2 separate regions of the Homo sapiens genome follow, and region 1 is linked to region 2. A link is a loop called in an ENCODE intact Hi-C map of the cell type or tissue named here. Cell type or tissue: PC-3. All regions are shown on one strand.

What was found. A loop is a pair of places that touch in the nucleus more often than their neighbours do. Peaks named below come from ENCODE experiments on the same cell type or tissue, not always from the same donor. Only the 100,000 strongest peaks of a DNase experiment are listed, where the experiment ranks them.
Region 1: it touches region 2 in a loop (5-fold over the local background); 6 of 110 quality-filtered maps call a loop at or near these places.

What each region holds. Positions count from the first base shown.
Region 1 is chr13:33,870,119-33,878,118 of GRCh38, forward strand. It overlaps a transcript of RFC3 not described here. Among named protein-coding and RNA genes, the nearest start is that of RFC3, 56 kb to the left of the region's middle. In PC-3, a CTCF peak has its summit at 4,945 (motif pointing right); no DNase peak of the experiment used is centred here.
Region 2 is chr13:34,073,954-34,081,953 of GRCh38, forward strand. It overlaps LOC124903153 (a long non-coding RNA gene), which reads left to right. Exons shown (of 2, transcript XR_007063754.1): 2 at 5,420-7,560. Among named protein-coding and RNA genes, the nearest start is that of RFC3, 260 kb to the left of the region's middle. In PC-3, CTCF peaks have their summits at 3,355 (motif pointing left) and 3,556; no DNase peak of the experiment used is centred here; H3K27ac peaks cover 1,274 bases.

The DNA of each region.
Region 1 (8,000 bases), 200 kb before region 2:
TTTGGTGAAAATCCTCATAAAATCTGACAGATTGAAAGCAATGAACAGCTCAGCTTCATAAAAAATCATTTGCATGGAACTGGTGAAGGGCAAAGCATTGCCTGGTTGTCTTCAGCTCACTTCCAGTGCCAGGTGCCTGGGTGGGCTTGTTTATTCAGAAGAAATGAAACATAAATTGGCAGGATCCCTTTAATCCATTTAATTTTCTCTGGTGTGTACAGAATGGGGACAGGTGTGAAAAGTGATCTATTTTGTTGGAAAATTCAAGGCACATGACATCTCAATGATGGCAAAATAAGAAATAGCTGACATCATGTTTCTAAATATACAACATTTTGCAACAGCCACCTGGAGCAAAAACAGAAAGGTTGAGAAGGCAGAATAATGACTTTTTGTCTCTGGAAGGCATCCATGTTCAACAGTCTGTCAGGAAGAGAGACAGGTGGGGCTGGCTCACCACCTGGGGTGAAGGCTGCTGCAGGACTTTTATTAAAATTATTGCACAGGAGTGGAGAAGATAAACACTCAGTGGGTGCAATGGAACAGCCGGCCCATATGTCTGGCTAGAACTAAGGTCTTTCTCTAAAATAAACCTACCTAAGGTAGGACCATTGTTTTTGTTTGTTTGTTCTGTTTTGTTTTGTTTTTCCAAAAAAATCTTGTATACTAGTCAAACAGATCCCAGGACTTATAAATGCATTTAATATGCCTCTATGTCTTCAGTACCAATGTCTGGAGTTTATTATCTGGCTTTATCATTGCTTGAGGTATAATAGGCGAAGGAGAATATAAATTAAAATTGAGAATATCATCAGGAGGACAAGGAGGATATTGATTTAAGTGTCTCTGTGCTTTTCACACTGTGTCCCCTGTAGACCCTCAGAGTTAGAAGGCACTAAAGAGTGAACTAGTGGAGCCCTCTGGTATATGGTAAATCAAGGCCCAGAGAGGCAGTGTGACTTATTTAAAATCACACAGCTAGTAATGTCAGAGACAAAATTGGAACCGAAGTGTTCTGATTTTCAGTCCTTTGGTCTTTGTAACTAGAGAACACAGCTTCGTACTTGTATTAGTTTTACATAGCTGCCATAACAAATAACCATAAATCAAGTGGCTCAAAACAACCCACATTTATCCTCTTACTGTTCTGGAGCTCAGAGTCTGCAGTCATTCTCACTGGGCTAAAGTCAAGGTGTCAGCAGGGCTGGTTGCTCCCAGAAGCTCCAGGGAAGAATCCGTGTCTGTGCCTTTTCCAGCTTCCAGAGGCCTTTTGCAATCGTTGGTTAATGATCCCTTCCTCGTATCCCTCCAACTTCTTGCTTTTATCATCCCACCTCCTGACTCTGCTGCCCTCCTGCTGCCCTCTTCCAACTACCCTTGTGATGACATTGGCCACAGCCAGCTAATCCGGGATAATCTCCCACTTCCAGATGCTTCATTTAATCACATCTGCACAGTTCCTCTCATCATGTAGGGTGACATATTCACAGGTTCCAGGGAGCAAGACGTGGACATCTCTGTAGGCCATTATTCTGCTCACCATATCCCTTTACCTTGCATTATCGCCTCTCCCATTCTCTGAAAACAAACAATATAGAAGGCAGAAGAGATTTCTGGAGCCTAAACCATGTAGTAACATTTATGTAACATTGGGGCCATTCTCTTCACTTGGCATGGCAGCTGTGCCACTCAGTCTCCCTGACCTCTGGATGAGCAGAAGGGCCGGTATCCCCACTATTTTACAGATTAGTAAAAGCAAAACATTTAAGATTTTGGTTCAGTTAGAGACTGGTTCAGTTAGAGTTCTTAAAGCATACCTGCTTGTACCAAGTAGTATTTAGTAGTAGTCAGTATTTACAATAGTATTTCAAAGTCCTTTGGTTCTTAATCATTTTATTAACGTTCAGACAGGAGGTTTCATTTGTTTCTTCAATTTTTTTTCTTTTATCTTTGTGGCAAGAGATAAGAGAACTCTTGCCTAATATCTACTTGTTTGTTCGACTTCATGTCCCTGGCTGTGACAAAGGGCAGAGTGTGTGGTAATGAAAGCTTATTCATAATCTTAAATACGATGTAAGTGGCTGAATTGGAAAGGGAGATGCCCATTACCAAAGGCACTGGAGGGGAGAAGGCCTTATTAGTGCTGGAAGGTCGTCAGCGTGGAGAGTTCAGACACGTCTGTGCTATTCACATACAGTGTAAACTCATCACTCTTGGAATTTAATTCTTGAGAAATGATTGAAAGAGGTAGTAAAAATATTTACAACTTATATGAACTTTACCAGTCTCCAAATATTCTGAACATTTGGCATTATATTTTATTAAAAATAAACGGCCAGGTGCGGTGGCTCACGCCTGTAATCCCAGCACTTTGGGAGGCCAAGGCGGGCGGATCACCTGAGGTCGGGAGTTCGAGACCAGCCTGACCAACATGGAGAAACCCCGTCTCTACTAAAAATACAAAATTAGCCGGGCCTGGTGGCACACGCCTGTAATACCAGCTACTCGGGAGGCTGAGGATGGAGAATCGCTTGAACCCAGGAGGTGGAGGTTGCGGTGAGCTGAGATGGCACCACTGTACTCCAGGCTGGGCAACAAGAGTGAAACTACCTCTCAATAACAAACAAACAACAAAATGAAAAACAAAACAGAACAAAAAAAGAAAGAAACCAAACCCCCCCCCCCAAAATACATGGTAGGCACTCAGTAAATGTTTGAATGTTTGCAGGGTGTTGAATGAATGAGTGAATCATTGGTGATTGTTTCTCTCTGAAAAATAAATGAAGAATGTTTTCATTTGGGCTTGTATGTTTCCTCTACATTCAGTGATGACTGAAAGAGCCAATTAACTTTTAAAGTTGGGCTAAACAACCTAGGCCTGTGACTAGAAAGGGCTAGATTTGGTTTGTTTAGGAGACAAAATTGAGGGAAAAGATTTCTATGAACCTAATAGGGTCCTCGAGAATGTTTCAAATATTAGCAAAGAAATTTATCCTATCAATCCAATGTCTCAGTGACCAACTCTACACCTCCAGGCTTATATACAATGGGGTGGAGGAGGCATTGCCAAGTTTAGAGGGGGTTGTGGAGCCCAGGGACAGTCATTGAGTCAGAACCAACAAATGTTCGAGCAACCCTCATGTCCCAGGCCTTTTTAAAGATATTATTTCATGAAATTCAACAACTGTGTGAAATAGATGTTGCACCCATTTTACAGATTTAGAAAAGTTCGAGGAAGATTAAGTGACCTGATAAAGTGGAAGATTAAACTATTTCAAAGCGCCTGTTTTTCAACTCCAAATACTCTGCTGTTTTGACTTCACTGTGGCTTATTATTATACCAGAAATTTCTGTTGGGCAAAGGGACAGAGAAGACATCCATGGAGTGTCTGAGAAGTGAGATCATAACTTTGATACATCTTTAAAACGTTTTAGGGTAACAAACTGACAGAGAGAGGATATGTTTAACTTTTGGTTTTGCAAAGGGACATGAAAGCAGGCACTCTAGATTCTGGTGCCTTGAATCTTGGGTCCACTGTTTACTCATGATGAGACTTTGAACAAGACCCTTCACCCTCTTTTGCTCCATCTCCTCATCTTTAGACCAGGCCCCTGTTGTTGATGATGAGGGTAAATAGGATAGTCTATGTGATGTGCTCAGTTCATGGCTCACAGGAAATGCTCCGGTAACTGCCTGAAATAATTACTTTGAGGCGGTCAAAGTCCTTTAAAAATGTTTATTCATTTTAATCAGAGGCAGTCTTCCTTTAAGCATCTTTCCTCTTTAAATAGTCTAAGATTCTGAAGTTGTAGATTATTATTTTGGGGATGAATAGACTTGTCCATCAAAATTTAATGCTTTTGTATATAAAAATTTTCACTCAAATTCTAATCTCTCTATAAAACTTTAATGTTATTGCTCTTTCTCTGCAACATTTTCAAAGCATCCTACTTTGGGAATAACTTTAATTTATGCGCCATCATCCTCTTCTGGACCACACATAAAGAGAGAAGTTGCATGCTAATTATGATTATTCCATAATGAAATGAGCTAAATAACAACATGCCATCATTCTATTCTACCACACACTAATCATAGCTCAATTATTAACAAACTCAACTGTGACAGCAGAGGCAGCGTGATGGGGACACTGGCCCAGCAATGCCACTAACTAGATGGGTGCTTCTTTTTGTTTGTTTTTTTGTTGTTGTTTTTTGGGACAGAGTCTCACTCTGTTATCCAGGCTGGAGTGCAGTGGTGCAGTCTCGGCTAACTGCAAGCTCCGCCTTCCAGGTTCCAGCGATTCTCCTGCCTCAGCCTCCTGTGTAGCTGGGATTACAGGCATGCGCCACCACGCCTGGCTAATTTTTTGTATTTTTATTGGAGACGGGGTTTCACCACATTGGCCAAGCTGGTCTCAAACTTCTGACCTCGGGTGATCCACCTGCCTTGGCCTCCCAAAGTTGTGGGATTAAAGGCGTGAGCCACCATGCCCGGCCACTAGCTGGGTGCTTCCTCTCCAAACTATCTGCTTTCTCCTTCCATCTGAGCTCTATGATTGGAAGTAGGCTGTAAATCCAACTGAGAATGATTCAGGCCATGAGGAAATATATACCTGGAAAATGACCCTCCAGATGGTAAACCTAAATAAAATCCTTTGCTCCATAATGGAAGTAGACAAGGCAACTGGCTTGTCTGGTTTAAGTGCCTCACTTCTGTTTAGAGCCATATATTCAGGTTGATTCCCTTCCAACTATTTCTCCTGCTTTGTGTTAACTAACCATGGGAAACATTGAACTTGGAGATAGGATCCCATTTTTATTTTAATGTTATCCAGTGCATGGAGTAAGGATCTTGAAAGTCCACCTGTGCTTTTGGTATTGAAAATGCAACAGCGGATTAAGATTTACCCGGCGTCTTCCAAAAGGCCACAAGATGGGGATGTTACTCCATACACTTAGATCTTTTCAGTCATTCTACAAATAATTATTGAGCACCTACTATGTGCCTGGCATTGTGCCACGCTTTGGTAATACAGTGATGAATAAAACAAACCTTGCTAATGGAGGTTATGGAGTCTCATAGAGAAGGCAGATGTTTGAAGGTGGATTTATTAGCATACTTACTACTGCGATGACAAAAATAGAGGGGGCCACAGGGTGCATAGTAGGGACCCAAAAGCCAGTTTGGGGAGGGCCTGGAGAGAACTCATGGAAGATTCCCTAAAGGAAACAATATGTAAGCTGAGACCTGCAGAATGACGAAGCATTACCCAGGAGTAGCTATAATCTAGGCAGAGGAGTGGCATGCCCAGAGACCCAGCAGGGAAAGCAAACTTGGTCCTTTAAATAAACTGAAAAATGTTAAACTTTTCATTTAACTTTTCAGAAGCCTATGAGTAGACAATGGTAAAGAGTTGAGGCTGGGCCAAACCAAGAAGGGACTTGAAGGCCACATAACAATCCTTAGGACAGTGGTAAGGCGAGTCCTCTTTCACTCACTTGCCTACTTGAAAGGTCTTTCTTACCCTCCTCCAACCAGCATGATCCCAATTCACCTCAGGTTTCAAGGCTCGGGGGCCCTCTAGGAAATGGGCACTGATCCACCAAGCCTGGGTTAGGAGCCTCTCCTGGGGGTGCCGTTGCATGTTATATGTTCCCCGTCAATCACTCATGGAGCAACTGTCACTTACAGACGGGACGTGGGCTCAGCTGACAGGTTTGAGTCCTGCTTTTTGGCTCGGTGGCCTTGGGCAGATTCCTGGCATCAGTTTCCTGAAGCTAATCATAGCAGCCCTCTGAGAGGGTTTTGTGAAACAACTTGAAAGTGTTTAGTATATTGCTGGGCACATAGTATGTGTTTCATAAATGTTAGCTATTGATTTTGATTATCCTAAGCGTTAACTACTGATATCCGTTATCCTGGATTGCAGCTTCTTAATCACTTGTCTGCTTCTCCTATTGTATCCAAAGATTCTTGAAGACAGGGACCTTATTTTATTGTATTATTTCAGTTCCCACTCCTACCACCATGCCTGGAGTAAAGGAAGTTTTGATCAATAGTTACCCAATAAATGAGCATACTCAGCATATTCAAACAGTTTAAACAATTAGCTCCCAGGTGATACAGCTGAAGATACAGCTGCTAGAGAAGCGCTTCCGTGGTCTGTCCTATCAGGGAACTGGCAGATGGGATCTCCCTGAAGGCAAAAAGCACCCCTGACTCAATTTTAATATCCTCACTTTATTTTTCAAAGTTTTTGTTGACAATCCTTATTTTAATCAATGTTCATTGCTTTCTGAATTTGAGTGGTTGTATGAAACTCACTTAATCTTAAAAACTTTAACTCAGTGAGAGTATTCATATTTTTATCTTAATCCATTTTAGGTAATTTAGAAACGTGTTTAGTAGTATATAAATTCCCTTTTACTTGAATTTTAGAAAACTGAGCCATAGATAGTTTATTTAAATTAATATAATCACTTAGACATTTGGGAACAATGTGACTAGCAATTTATTTTAGAATTTCTAACACATGAGAAGGTATTGAACTGACCTCCAAAAATGTGTACATTTTGTCGTAGTTGAACGAGCATGGGATTATAAAGGAGAGGTTGGAATCTACTCTTGGGTTTGCCTTAAATAAGCTTTGCAGCATTGGGAAGTCGATTTTCTTCTATGAACCTCTATCTTATCTCTGAACTTGGCCAGATCGAGCTAGATTTCAGCTAATGTTCTCTCTGAGCTCCCAAATCCCATGGTTTGCTCTCTTTCTGTTCAGATGATAAACCAGTGCGCTTTTCGCAAAAAAGCCTGGTGTCTATATAAATGCAGTGGATGAAAAGCAGACACTGATTTCTTTTTTCACTATAACACTTTTATTGCAATTTTGCTTTCCTGGGGAGGAGGCAAGATAACAGCTGAAAGCTACTATTTATTGATGGCTTACTAAATCAGGCTAAGTGCTTACATGCATTATCCAATTGGATTCATAGGAACTTCATGATATAGGTAGTATTATTAGCAGCCACATTTTTACCTGTGAGAAGGCTGAGGTTCAGAGAGGTTGAGTGACTTAGCCAAAGTCACACAGCATTAAGGAGTAGAGGTAAGCTGATTATGCGGCCCACTGTCTTAGCCATTATGCTGTATTGACTGTTTCTTATAGAGGGTCTACTCTTTGTCAGGCTCTGTGGCAGGCATTCCACAGACATTCTTTCATTAAATGATCACAGTGCTCCTATGGAGAGAATCTCATTAACTGCATGCATTTTCTTTGTAAAAGCGGTAAGAAATGATAGGACCAAGGTATATTAAGGAGAATTAGAGCTCACAAACATAAACAGGAAGAACCTGACACTTTGATATGGAAGCTGTTTAAGGAATATGAATGTCATTCTACAGGCTATAGCTTTCCTCTGACTTAGACTGTTTGTCATTATAAAGCCAGCCACTACTTTGTCTGATGTTTTTTTATTCTGGCATTAATAAAAATGAAAAGCTTTTATTATGTTATTACATAGTAGTTTATATAATAAACATTGTATTATGATGGATTATAAACATTTTATAATAGATTATAATAAAATAAGTTTATATATAATATATAATATATGGTGCTTTGAATTTTTTAAATTCCGAGATTAAAAAGAAAATGAAAAGGTTTTATTATTATATAATATAGTTTATATAATATATGAATATGTTGTTAGATTATAAACATTTCACTATAATGGATTATAATAAGTTTATATTAAATATATTTCTAAATATAGTTTATTACAATATTATATAATATAGGCTATTATAGCCTCTGCCCTCAAGAAATTCAGGTTTCTACTCAGGACTGTGAGATCTTGTCAAGTTAGTAACTTCTCTGACTCTGAGCTTTCCATATCTACAGCTATACCATGAGTGTAATTCCTGCCTGTAGGGCTGTTGTGATTATTAGGGGCAATATATGCATCTGTAACAATGCCAAAAATATATAAGATGCTCA
Region 2 (8,000 bases):
AGTAGAGTTACACACTATTGTTACAATAATACTACCTTTTACAATTTTTTATGTATTTACCTTTACTGGATATTTATGTATTCATATAGCTTCAAATTACTGTCTAGTGTCCTTTTATTTTAACCTGCCAGACTCCCTTTAGCATATCTTGTGAGACAAGTATAATTCACAAAATATTGACTGGTTTTCTTTTTCCCTTTGCTATTTGAATACATTAGCCCACTCTGACCCACAGAGTTTCTGATGATCATATGCTAATAATATTATAGAAAATTCCTTGTATGTGATGAATCACTTCTCTCTTGCTACTTTTAAGATTATTTGCTTTTGGCTTTCAACAGTTTGATTAAAATGTGTTTCAGTGTTGATTTCTTTGAGTTCCTTCTATTTGGAGTTTATTGAATATCGTGAATGTTTCTATTTGTGTCTTTCATCAAACTTGAGTTAAGTTTTGACTATCATTTGTTTCAAACAATTTATCTATCTTTTTCTCTCTCTTCTTCTGAGACTTCCAAAATGTGTGTGTTGGATTGCTTGATGTTATCCCATGGGTTCCTTAAGCTCTGTTTACTTTTATTCAATCTTTTTTCTACTTCTCAGATTTGATCATTTCCATTGTCCTATCATTAAGTTTATCACTTCTTTCTTTCACCCACTCAAATCTGCTTTTGAATCCCTCTAGTAAATTTTTCATTTTTATTATTGTGCTTTTCAGCTCCAGAAATATTTTGTCTTTTTAGACTATCTATCTCTTTACTGGTATTTCCATTTTGTTCGTACATTATTTTCTGGACTTTCTCCATATCTTTAATATGGTTTTTTAAAACTCTTTTGCTAGTATAACTTTTATCAGGTTGTTTTCAGGGACAATTTCTGTTGATATATTTTTTCTTTGAATGGGTCATACTTTCCTGTTTCTTGGTGTGACTTGTTATTTTTTGTCGAAAACTGGATATTTGAATCTAATAGTTTGGTAATTCTGGAAATTACATTCTCCTACTTCACCATTCTTGGTTATGTGTGTGTGTGTGTGTGTGTGTGTGTACACTGTTACAGGCTGTCTCTGTACTGAGGATAAGCCTGAAGTGTACACTTAAAGTTTTCTAGCGCTTCTGTGACCCCGTGCCTTTTCCTGGGCATGTGTGGTGATCTTCTAATTTCTCCCAGATATCTGATACTAGAGGTACACTGGGGAGATTCTAAACTATTCAATTGTGCCTATGGCATGCATGGCAGAAATTACTAATTGATTTTGGCTGTCTTTGATACAGAACCCCAAAATGGCTTTAGAATTATTTCCAACACAATACTAGATTATTACCAATTCTACCAAAGTTTTTATTCTAACTTTGATGTTTTTTAAATAAAACACTCCAAAGGATTTGAGTCATTTAAAAGCGCAAAGCAGACACTGTAGTACAATAGATGTTATTCTTTCTACTTCCTGCCCATATAGTCTTCCTCTTTAGCTTTCTTTTTTCCTTTTGTGTTTCTGTAGATGCTACTAACATTGAGATGACTATAATTTTTAATGATAAGCAGAAGATTTTTAAATTTCTTGCTCCAACATGAGAATCTACTCACTCTGGCTACTTGCTTGGTACATGGTAGTAAGGTTGCTATTTAATAGCTTTTCCTGAATCTCTATATATTGAGAGTGTGTAATAGTCAACTCAAATTATTGCTTTTTAAATCTATTGTTCTCTATACCTAGAGATGAAATATCCTTTTTTTATATGTTAGCTTAATGTCATGCTGTGTTTCTGTAGCAATTATTTGTATGGAATTACCCGGTAATTTCACTATACTTTCCTTCAATGTAGACAGAAAAGATTATACCATCATTTCACAGTGTCTCTTTGATTTGTCACACTGGGCATTAGGAACTACTTTTGGAAAAAAAAGCAATGAAGCAAAATTGTTTCTCTTTTCAATAGAAAAATTCTGTTTAAGGAAATAAAAGTATTTTCCTTATGATAACAGATGAAAAAATATACCTGTCTCACTGCTGGTAAACTCTTCCAAGATTAGAAGGTGCCTCTTTTCAACGTGACTGGCATATGAATAGAAGGTGTGGAAGCCATTGCTATTGGCAGGGGAAATCAAAGATTTGGCATTATGGGTTTTCCTGCATTTCACAATAATTTCAGTGTCTGGGGGCTAGTTCCTGGGAATTTAGCCTCTACTCTAGGAAAAGGTATGGGTGAAGATGCTGGGGGGTGGGGTGGGGCGGGGCTACTTTCCATTGTAGCTACTTGGAGGAGAGAGGGACATTTGGCAAATTCCTGCTAAATGTCAGGAGCTTTACAGCCATTATTTTTCTTGGTCTTTTCAATAATTTCGCAGAAAGTATTATTTTTTCCAGATGAGAAGACTGAGGCTCAGAAAGATTAAGCAATTGTTCCAACTGCCCATATTTAAACAGAGGTTGCATTGTAATTAAAATGAGGTCTGGATCATAGCTAAACATCCCTTCAGTTTAACTAAAATTTTGCATGAATCTTTTAATCTTTCATTGATAACCATCTCCAAATGACTATTCATGACTAATCTTGGCTTAGCATAGTACTGCTACAGTGCTTTCTCACTTATTCTCATAGCCTGACTACAGATTGCAAAGTCAAGTACTCTTTCCCCACTCTTGACAATCCATTCATCTCCTGTGAGTATGGATTTAGTGACACCTAATGTCTTGAGAGCTTGGGGGGTCAAGGAGAAGTCTGCCCTTCAATTGTCTTAAGCCAGAGTGGCGAAGAAAGAGATCTGGTGCCGGGCCATACTCCCCAGTCTCTCTCAGCACGTCCCATGACTTTTTCTAATATCCACTGCTGTCTTTCCATTCTAGAAAAGAGAAAGATGATCCAAGTATCTGTATGGAAAACCTAAGGCATTGGGGGTCTCCTGGGAGTCTGAAGCAAGAGGACTGAGATACCCTCAGAGGTATTGAGGTACCCTCAGTAAAGGGCAGCAAGACATGACTCCTGAGGAGAGTGGAAAAGCCAATGTTTATTCTGGCTGCCTTCAATTCAGTCATTGCATTCCACATCTCTCTCAGGCCTTCCTAAGGTCCCAAATGTGGACAAGTGTGGTATGAATAATCTGTATGACACTAAATATTTCCTTTATCCAGGATGGGGCAAAGAGGAACTTTATATAAATAAATATCAAGGGGAAGTGGTAACATAGTTAACAAATGGCAGCTAAGTTACTTTCTGATGACTGCCCAAGGTCTCTCAAAGTACCATTTCTGCAAAGCATGTTGTTGTAATCAGCCTTCTTGGATTAATGCTCAGAGGCAGTAAACAAAACACAAAATAAAAAAATATATACATGACAAGCAGCTGGCTAGTACCATCTAGTGGTAGCAAAGAAGCAATAACTTTTAAAATGACCTTTTAAAATGCGGAAAGGGGGAGACTGAAACCATCCATTCCTTTCTGGGGACATGAATGGTTTACCACGAAGGTGTAGAGCTTCATTTTTGTCCATGGGAGCTGGAGAGTGGCTCAATGCCAGGACGCTTTTCAGAGAGAAGACAGCTGAGAGAGATTGAGCTGCATTTCGAGATGGGCTTATTTCAATGCCTGAGATAGGGGCACATAAAATTGCACACATAGCTCATTTTCTGTTTGGTTGTCTCTTGTGGGAAGGAATGGTGCTGCTGATCTCTGGGAGAGTTTGGGGGTTTCCTGAAAACCAGCTACTTTGTTTATAAACATTGCCATTCAAAATCCAAGTCCTGGATAAAACTCTGGCTGTGGCAATTGGTTTTGGAGACTTTGTTGTTTGTGACACCTGCCTCCTTGTATCTTAGGCAGAGTTTCAGAGCAGCAAATGCTTGCATGACATTTCTCCAAAGGATTTTAGTTGATGATCTGCATTCCACTGAGCAAATAATTGTCATTGCTATGGTTTATTCAATACCTACTGTGTGCCAGGTACTGTGGTGAGCCTTTTAGCTGCATTGGCTAATATGATTCTCAAGACCATTTTGAGGCAGGTATTCTTTGTCTCATTTATATAAAAGAGAAGTGGGGCTCAGAGAACTCATATGACTTGCCCAAGATCACAGAGGTCATGGAGGTCGTGCTGGGAGTCACTCGCACGGGAAGGTATCTGACAGCCACTGTGGAGGATGAACTTACAGCTTCAGCACCGTCCCTATCCTCAGAAAGCTTATGATATTTTTAGGAAGGTAGGACATGCACAAAAATAGAAATATACCATGAGGGCCTGTGCAAGATGGTTATGTTTCTGGAGATTGCTGACAAGGCTATTGAGTCTAAGAGACAGGCTGAGACGTCAATTCCCCTATCCCCATATGAATAGGCAGCCAAGCCACCCAGAATCATTCGCAATCTCTCCTTCCTCATTGAATGATGTTTAAATGTGCCTGACTTGTTGATCATCAATGAGGTGGCACCTGCTGGAGTAAGAAAATGTTGTGATCAAGAAGATGGATCTGGTGCCAGGACAAGGTGGACTAGAGTAAAGATTCTGGGGCCAGGGAGATTCATTAGGAGGAAGTTGTGAGTCACTCGGGTGTCAGGAGATGCACTGAAATGAAGAGACAGCTGTGGGGATGGAGAGGACGAGCTGACAGGCCAGACACTGTAAAAGAACCAGAGAGAGTAATTGGGCCCTGTTCCTTGAAAGATGAGGAACAAATATGACTGGTGAGAAGGGGAAAAGGCTGTGTGGGTGCTTCTGGGTGTGTGTGACAGTAGGTGTGTGAGTGCAGATGTGTATTTGATTGTGTGTGGGGCAGTGTGCAAGTGTGAGTGTGGGTGTGAATGTGTGTGTGTGTGTGCATCAATGTGTGTATATGTGTGAATGAGTGTGTGTATCTATGTGTGAGTGTGTGTGGGCATGGATATGTGTGAATATGTGTGTATATGAGTGCACATGTGTGAAGGTATGTGTATGTGAGTATGTGTGAGTGTGTGTGGGCATGGATATGTGTGAATATGTGTGTATATGAGTGCACATGTGTGAAGGTATGTGTATGTGAGTATGTGTGTGTGTGTGTGGGCATGAATGTGTATATGTGTATGTAAGTGTGGATGTTAGTGTGTGTGTGTGAATAAGCATGTGTATGTGAGTGTGTGGGTGGGTGGGAATGTGTGACTGAATATATGTGTCTGTGAATGTGAATGTGTGTGAGCATGTGTGTGTGTGTGTGTGTGTGTGTGTATGGAGATCTATCAGGAGAATGTTGTACCTGGTCTCTGAGTTGTTTGTAGAAATGGGAAACAGCTTCTTTTCTCTAACCCATATTGTTTGAGCAGATTGAGCTCTCTAAAGAGATGTTTTTATATAAACTAAAACAAAAGGTGTCTCTTTATTGGATGTGGTAGACAAGAAAACAAAAATTGGAACCAACATCCTATTTTCCTTATTATGTTCCTTTGATTTCAAGGCAAATGGTCTCAATCAAGACATTCCCCACTCTGGACTGAAGGGGCTGGTGGTGGACACCATGTGAATGACCCACCCTGAAAATGACTTGAAAGTTACAAGGGCAGAGCTCCAGCTGACGGCAAAAAGGAGACAGGCCAACTGTAAGGTTTCCACTTTGTGACCCAGGTTTAATCTTCTTACAGTGTGCACTGCACACACATTCACACATATACAAATACACATGTGCACATTCAAACACAAGCACACAAATTCGCATGTGCACATACACACATGCAAACATATAAACACATATGTACACATGGAAACACACAAAAACACACACACACAAATACACACCTATGCAGACACAGGTACATATACATACACATACATGCACACATACACACACAAACATACACACACATATACACAAACACACACATGTACACACACAACACAGCAGTGCTTACTCAGAGGGAATTACAGCAGAAGCAGCAGGAGGTGTTTACTTCTCACTTGATACACAAAACCCAGGCAGAGAAAAACATGTACTTATTATTAGCACAACTTATAAAATCTTGCTCGGGTGTGCAAAATTAGTAATACAAGGAAGTGGAACTATTTTATGGCCAGGGTTTTCTGACCACTATGTCAATTAATTTATATAGACCCATACATCCTATATTAAGTGTAACTTTCATTCCCTCTTTCCCGTGGTGAATGACCCAAAACTTTTAGAAAACTCTTCAGACAAGCAATAAAATAAATTCATCGTTGTGCATGTTGGGTTTGAGGTGATGGTGGAACATCCTAGGTTTGAAATGATTTCTAAGGAGCAGGTTGGAGTGGAGCTTGGGTGAGAATCAGGGCTGGAAATATGAATGTGGAAATGAGCAGCATAGAAGGACATTTTTATTAGGAATTGGAAGAGCTCACACATAATTCAGAAAAACAGCACCACCGGGAATGTCAGCTAATATTATTAGGTAAAATCACTCAAAGAATGCCAGCATTTAATGAAGACCCCCTGAATGTACTTTTATTAAATTGCAAGTGATATGCTCAAAGGGTACTGAATTTGTTGATGCAAGTTTACTTTTTTTAGTCACATGAAATTAGGTTCTCCCTCATTTGTGAACCACTCCCTTAGAGAAGGGCTATGTTGAGATGACCCCAAACTACCAAGTTGTAATTAATTTGGGGCTTGCAACAGGCCCAGCAAGTGATATAAATTGCTCTAGAATTGAATTATGAGTAGAAATCAAGCATAGGCAAGTGAGGAGAGACGAATATGGAGACAGGAGGAAGAGAAACTTATTATTATGCTGTGGCCAATTTCATTATGCTGTGAAGGTAAGACATAATTTGGAATCATTAATAGTTATATGAATCCCTTCTGAACTCTTGGGTTCTGAGGTTAGTTTTGCACTAGTAAAATAGTTGCCATATATGTCTGACTATAAGGTGAGTTTATCATTTTTTCTTAAACAATTATCACTTAGAGAAGAGGGACTTTGATATTACATGGTATGGGCTTTATTATTAATACTTAATTTTGAATAATAAAGATATATTTGGGAAAGACACATTTGCCTGAAAATACCTTAAACAATGCTAATTTTGAAAATTTTTTAAGGTCAGCTGATAAAATTTTTTAAGACAAAAATTTAGCATAGTTTAAGTTTAAATTATTTTAAACACAATTTAAATTGTAACATTTCACTTGTACCCCTGTGTATATGATCATGCAATTTCAAATGTTGAATATAAGGAAGGCTTAAAGTTTCAAAGATTACTTTTAGGAGGAATACAGTAAATGATAATGTAGAGGTTGCAAATAAATACCTATAAGACACACAAAACAATTTTCTAAAAAAATATACACAAATTGGCTTCTTGTGGCTTGAGATGAGGTATTCATTGACGGCCTCCACACAAATGGAAAAGAACCATCTCTCGATCAATTTAGACTGTAAGAAAGACATGGGCCCTGGACCCTGTTCGAAAAGTGAGTCAAGCAATGGTGAAAGCAATAAAGACAAGATGCGAATGAGGCATTCGAATAAAATTGTTTCAAATGCAATGTTGCTAAATTAATATAAACTTACTCTTTTAAGTCTGTATGTGAAACTAAATGAATAAATTAGATAGTAGAATTTGCCTATTTGTTTTTTTCCTGTTTATTTACATTTAATTAATAAAGACAATAGAAGGATGAGGTTTCAGTATTCTCTTCAAATTTTATTTTAAGTGATGTTAATTACAGTATTTGAAGGGAAGGTTCTAATTCCACACAAAATGGAAGAATATAAAGTGTGTTCATTAAACTGCTAAAAAATAGAGTGGTGAGAATACAACAGAAGTCCAATTTAGATTCTGAGTGTTGTCACCATGTTATTACAATCACACAGCCTCTTCCAAACTTATAGCTGGAGCTCCCGGTAGCTATTTCCTACTCTGGTCCAAGGACCAAAAACCACAATGTAAAACTGAATTAAGTCCTGAATTATTGGCTTCATCACATGCACCCTCTTCCACCTCAAAATGGCAAAAAAGAAACAGTTACCACACCCTGCAGACCTTTTGGTGTAAAAGAGGTG